Regions from separate parts of the Homo sapiens genome. Here region 1 is linked to region 2. A link is a loop called in an ENCODE intact Hi-C map of the cell type or tissue named here. Cell type or tissue: mammary epithelial cell. All regions are shown on one strand. Links, peaks and the distances in the headings refer to the core of each region. The heading gives the core; the rest is flanking DNA.

The links. A loop is a pair of places that touch in the nucleus more often than their neighbours do. Peaks named below come from ENCODE experiments on the same cell type or tissue, not always from the same donor. Only the 100,000 strongest peaks of a DNase experiment are listed, where the experiment ranks them.
Region 1: it touches region 2 in a loop (14-fold over the local background); 23 of 110 quality-filtered maps call a loop at or near these places.

Annotation. Positions count from the first base shown.
Region 1 is chr7:104,921,554-104,924,473 of GRCh38, reverse strand. All of the region lies in intron 1 of LHFPL3-AS2 (LHFPL3 antisense RNA 2), which reads left to right. Among named protein-coding and RNA genes, the nearest start is that of LHFPL3-AS2, 3.6 kb to the left of the region's middle. In mammary epithelial cell, for the core only: a CTCF peak has its summit at 1,420 (motif pointing left); a DNase peak (open chromatin) is centred at 1,403; H3K27ac peaks cover 280 bases.
Region 2 is chr7:105,039,757-105,042,676 of GRCh38, reverse strand. It overlaps KMT2E (lysine methyltransferase 2E (inactive)), which reads right to left. Exons shown (of 27, transcript NM_182931.3): 3 at 1,654-1,838. The coding sequence starts at 1,724. Among named protein-coding and RNA genes, the nearest start is that of KMT2E, 27 kb to the right of the region's middle. In mammary epithelial cell, for the core only: no CTCF peak of the experiment used is centred there; no DNase peak of the experiment used is centred there.

The DNA of each region.
Region 1 (2,920 bases), core at 290-2,789, 120 kb after region 2:
ACAATATCTGGGACATAATGGGAACCCAATAAATAGTTGTCTATGAATTGTTGACCGATTATATGTAGATGGGAAGCAGCTAAAATATGTTCACGGTGTTTGTTTAATAATGTAACTATTTTCTTATACTATAAGCAGATTTTTTGGTTTATCATTTCTGCATAACAGGATTTAAACATACATGATATGTTACTATTAATGCTACACTCTTTCTAATGTGTCTATAGAAAGAATAAAAGTATAAGTGAAGTTGGTTGTACAATTATTATTATCACCAGAGCAAGTTGTGCTTGCTCTGAGGCAATTCCTCACTCCGGTTTTAAAATGTTGAGAAGGGTCTGGGCGTGGTGGCTCACGCCTGTAATCATAGCACTTTAGGAGGCCGAGGCGATGGATCACCTGAGGTCAGGAGTTTGAGACCACCCTGGCCAACACGGTGAAACCACGTCTCTACTAAAAATACAAAAACTAGCTGGGTGTGGTGTCGGGTGCCTGTAATCCCAGATACTCGGGAGGCTGAGGCAGGAGAATCGCTTGAATCCAAGGCGAGGAGGTTGCATTTAGCTGAGATTGTGCCACTTGACTCCAGCCTGGGCGAAAGAGTGAGACTCCGTCTCAAAAATAAAATAAAATAAAATATAAATATAAATAAAATTAAAAAATTAAATGTTGAGAAGGAAGAAGAGGAATATTCCCTGTTCTAACTTCTTTCCTTTGATCCTCAGTCTTGAGAATAAATTTATCATCCCCATTCTTATGAGGAAACTGAGGCTCAGAGAGTCCATGCTATTCACCCAGGGAGTGGTGGAATCAGGATTTAAAGGCAGTGTGCTTGTCTCCAAAGCCCCAACTCTTTCTACTAACAGATAATCATGATTTTAAATTCAATACTCTGTTAGTTATCCATTACTATGTAACAAATGACCCCTAAAGGTATCGGTTTATTGATAACATTAAATGTAAACATTAAACAATAAACATTTATTCTGAGGGTCAGGGAATCTGGGACCAGCTTAGCTGGGTAGCTCTGAGGCAGTCTTTCATGAAGTTGCAGCCAGGCTGTTCACTGGGGTTGTGGTCATCTCAAGGATTGACCGGGGCTGGAAAATCTGTGTATAAACTCACTCAAATGGTTGTTGGCAGGCCTCAGTTCTTTGCTGGCTGTTGGCTAGGGTGTCAGTTCCTTGCTTTCCAGGCCTTTCCATGGGCTGCCTGCCTGTCCTCACAACATGGCGACTGGCTTCCCTTGTGAGTGATGAGAGAGCCCATGATGGAAGTCATGGTATCTTAAAACCAAATATTGGAAGTAATACACCATTTTCTGCCTTATGCTGTTGGTCACACAGACCGACTTTGACAGAGTGTGGGAGGAGATTACACAAGGGTGTGAATACCCAGAGGTAAAGATCGCTGGGGCCACCTTGTGGAAGTTGGCTACCACAAGTACTTGGGCCAATTTTAGGGTCAATTGGATAAGGTCCAAATGGTGGCAACTAACAGTGCCAAGTGCACTGGCCATTTTGCAGGTACTTTTGGGCTTATTCTTTGGCGGCATATGAAGCCCACTGATGTCTCCCCTGGGCTGTGAATGTACTTGGTACTGTTGGGCCTAATAGAATATTTCTATAAAGTCTACTCTGAAGCTGCAGCCCTGAGTATAGAAGGAGCAGAGAATCCAATGCCTCTATATTTATTTTTCTTCTAAGAACTTGTACATATTTATAAGGAGACCTGGAACTTGAACTTCCAGCTTCTGTAATTGTAGATAAGGCAATGTGACCTATGGCAGGAAGAGCAGGTTGGGGATCAAGGACTTCGACACTGGAGTCAGAATCTCTACTCTGCCATTTACTAAGTGTGTGACTTTGGAAAGTTATTTCACTTCTCTGAGCTTTCATTTCCTTTACTGTAAAATAGTAATAGCATACAGTTTCTTTTGGGGGTGAGGATTAACTGAGATAAAGCACAATGTGGCAAACTGTGTTTTCCAAAGTTGGCTACACCAATATGTAGCTACATATCACATCCTACATGCTCTTTCTACGCTGTGTCATGAGAGGTGGGGTGTATGTCTCCTTCCTTTCTAAGGAATTTAGACAGATCTTTGTAACCGCACCAAGTGATGGAACATGGCCAAAGGGATGCTGAATGATTTCCAGAGTGAGGTCATAAAAGGCAATACTTTTTTCTCTGGTTCTGTCTTGGAATACTTTTTTTCCTCCCTTTTTTCCCCCTGTTTTGAGACAGAGTTTTGCTCTGTTCCCCGGGCTGAAGTGCAGTGGTGAAATCAGGGCTCACTGTAGCCTCAACCTCCTGGCCTCAAGCAATCTCTCCCACCTCAGCCTCCTGAGTTTCTGGGACTACAGGTGTGTGCCACCACACCTGGATAATTTTTAAATTTTTTGTAGAGACAGTGTCTCACTATGTTGCCCAGACTGGTCTCAAACTCCTGGGCTCAAGTGATTCTCCTGCCTTGACCTTCCAAAGCGCTGGGATTACAGACATGTGCTACTGCACGCTGCTGATGCTTGCCTTTTGATCCCAGCTGCCATGTTGTGAGGAAGCCCAGGCCACATAGTGAGGCCAGGTGTGGGTGATGCTGCTGGCCCTTAGTCAACAGCCAGTATGAACTGTTAGGCATGTACATGAAGAAGCCATCAGCCTATTCCAGCCTCCAGCCTTCAAGTTTTTTGGTTGAAGTTCCAGACATTCTGGAGGAGATTAGCCATCTCCACTGTGCTCTGTTTGAATTCCTGGCCCACAGAAAATGTGACAGATAGTAAGACTGTTGTTTTACAGCACAGTGTTTGGAAGTGACTTGTTATGTAGCAATAAATAAGTAATAAATTTGGGTTATACATTTTTAAAAAATGTATGCCTCACTGTAAGATATTTTCAAAACACTGGGCCAAAACTTTGT
Region 2 (2,920 bases), core at 106-2,605:
ATTTCACTTCATTTTACTCCTCTATTAACTAAATGTGACTCTTCTGACCTATGTGGCAGCATGAATCTGGAGCCAAGCAACTCTGGGTTCAAACCTAACTCTACCTTTTATTAATTATGTGGCCATAGGCAAATGTGTTAATCTCCTTGAGCTGCATTTCTTATAAAATGAAAATAATACCTGCCTTTTTGCTGGGATGATTAAGATATTTTATATAAAACACATTGCTCAAAGTAGGGGAGCTGCTTAACACTTACAGAACATTATATGAATACAATGAGCTCTGTATGTATTACAAGTGAAAAAAATTATAAGAAAAAATTGTTTATGATTAAGTACGAAACAAATGAAAAATTCAGCATTACCCTAAGAACAGCTGTAAACATGGCTGGGCATGGTGGTTCATGCCTGTAATCCCAGCACTTTGGGGGGCCAAGGTGGGCAGATCGCTTGAGCCCAGGAGTTCGAGGCCAGCCTGGTCAATGTGGTGAAACCCTGTCTCTACTAAAAATACAAAAATTAGCTGGGTGTGGTGGCATGCACCTGTAATCCCAGCTACTCAGGAGGCTAAGACATGAGAATCCCTTGAGCCTGGAGGTTGCAGTGAGCTGAGACTGCCCTACTGCACTCCAGCCTGGATGACAGAGTGAGACTCTGTCACAAAACAAACAACAAAAAAAGAACAGTTGTAAACAATGCAAGGACAGTACTTTAAAGCAGGCTTTTGAATACAAAAACAAAGCCACGCTTAAATGAAAGCACCTCCAATTAGTACAAACAAATCAACACTCACTTTAAAAGCAGCAGAAAAAAAAATAGTTTCTTCATAGTCGATTAAGTGTCAAGAAATCACAAGCAAAAATGTTAAGCACTGGATGAAAAAAGAACAAGTAAAAAGTTTCTGAAAATGTTTCATTATATACAAAATATTTTAGAATCTTCAATTATACAAATTCAAACTAAAAATACCCGAGCACCGGCTGAGCGCAGTGGTTCATGCCTGTAATCCCAACACTTTGGGAGTCCGAGGAGAGTGGATCACGAGGTCAGGAGTTCGAGACCAGCCTAGCCAAAATGATGAAACCCCATCTCTACTAAAAACACAAAAATTAGCTGGGCGTGGTGACACACGCCTGTAATACAGCTACTCGGGAGGCTGAGGCAGGAGAATTGCTTGAACCCGGGAGGCAGAGGTTGCAATGAGCTGAGATAGAGCCACTGCATTCCAGCCTGGGAGACACAGCAAAACTCCATCTGTTGCTGGGGGTGGGGGGAACCCAAGCACCAACAAATTAATGACTCCTGTCAGCAGGTGGCTCTAGTGACACTGGAATAACAATATCAAATACTATAGGAAAATACAGTTGGTAAAAAATGTATCGCTTCTCAGAAATTTGGAGTCAAAATAAGTCATGTCAATACCTCAATCCAATAATGAATATTAGTGGTAATGCTATTTAAAAGGAAAACAAAGATAGCAATCACGTTCTCAGTGTTTGAGAAAGAAAGGTAACTTCGCTTTTTTTTTTTTTACTTTAAAAAATGGCTAGGAAAGAAGAAATTTAATATTTTCCACTTATACTTCTTCCTACTTTCTAGCTCCAGAAGGGTTTTTTTTTTTTTTTTGCTTATGTAACCAATTTAAATACTTACTCTGAACCTGCAGCCATTTCCAAGTATGACGTCTCTGCTGTATCAACCCCCAATGGGATCACTATGCTCATGACGTTCGCCTCTGGTAAATTCGATTACTATGGAGTCCTATGCATTGGTATCCAAAACACTGGGGCATGCCAGCCACAGTGCTCATTGCAAACATCTAAGTGCATCCACAAACCCTGTTTAAAAGAAAAGGAGACAAAAAAGCAACAGTCACACTATAACAGTAAGTAAAATAACATGAAGAAAACATTCTTTATTAAAATCTCAATATAAATTGAAATTTGCTTAGAGTCTCTCTCATTAATTTTTCTGGAATTGAGTTATGTGATCATGATCAAAAGAAAAGTTTCTAAATCACAATCTTTCTGAGGGAATGAATTTAGAATGCCACAAGAAGATTACTACGGCATATTTAGTGAAGAACCAAAAATTATTCATTTTAAAAGATAAAATGTAATTTCTTAAAGTGCCAGTATGCAAAAATAAGTCTTCTTTGTTCAGTGAGTGATCTAACAATATACTACCAAATACTGAGTACTTACTATGGACTAAGCACCATAATCAGCTTTTTACATGGATGGTCTATTTAATCCTCCTAATTCTAAGGTAGGTATCTCCATTTTACCACTGAGGAAAAGAAAACCAAAACAGGCTAATACCGAAAAGCACTGTGTAATTGTCTATTATTGTATATTTTCATATTATAATAATTAGTAATCTGGTAGCTCTCCTCCAGCAACACATGGTTTAAAAATAACTTAATCAAGGCTACTCCACTTAAGAGATGAAACCAGGATCTGAACCAATTCTACTCTACTGTTTGCATCTGTATGTAAGGGAAACTATGTTATTTGTAAAAATTTGATTACTGTACAGTAGTTGTCATTTTCTATAACAGGTAAATCTAGGTATACTGTTGAAGGAGTTCTCTTTTTCTTCCATTAATATTGTTCAGTTATTAAAGAGTTAATATTCCCTAACTCAATTAGTAGAAAAAACTAATGAAGTTTTTTTTTAAACAAATTTACAATAGCAACTAAAAGATACTTAGCTTCAACATCAATTTTTCTAATTTAAATTCACTACATAACAGTGGCTACAGGTATGTTTATAAAATATCTACTCAAAGTCTTTTCAAAAATTATACAGGTGCAACTCAGGAACAAAACCAATATAGATAATCCTATAAATTAGAAAACAGCAACAGTCATTATCCTTGTCTCTGTAATGTAATACCTGAAATATTGAAAAGCAGTGT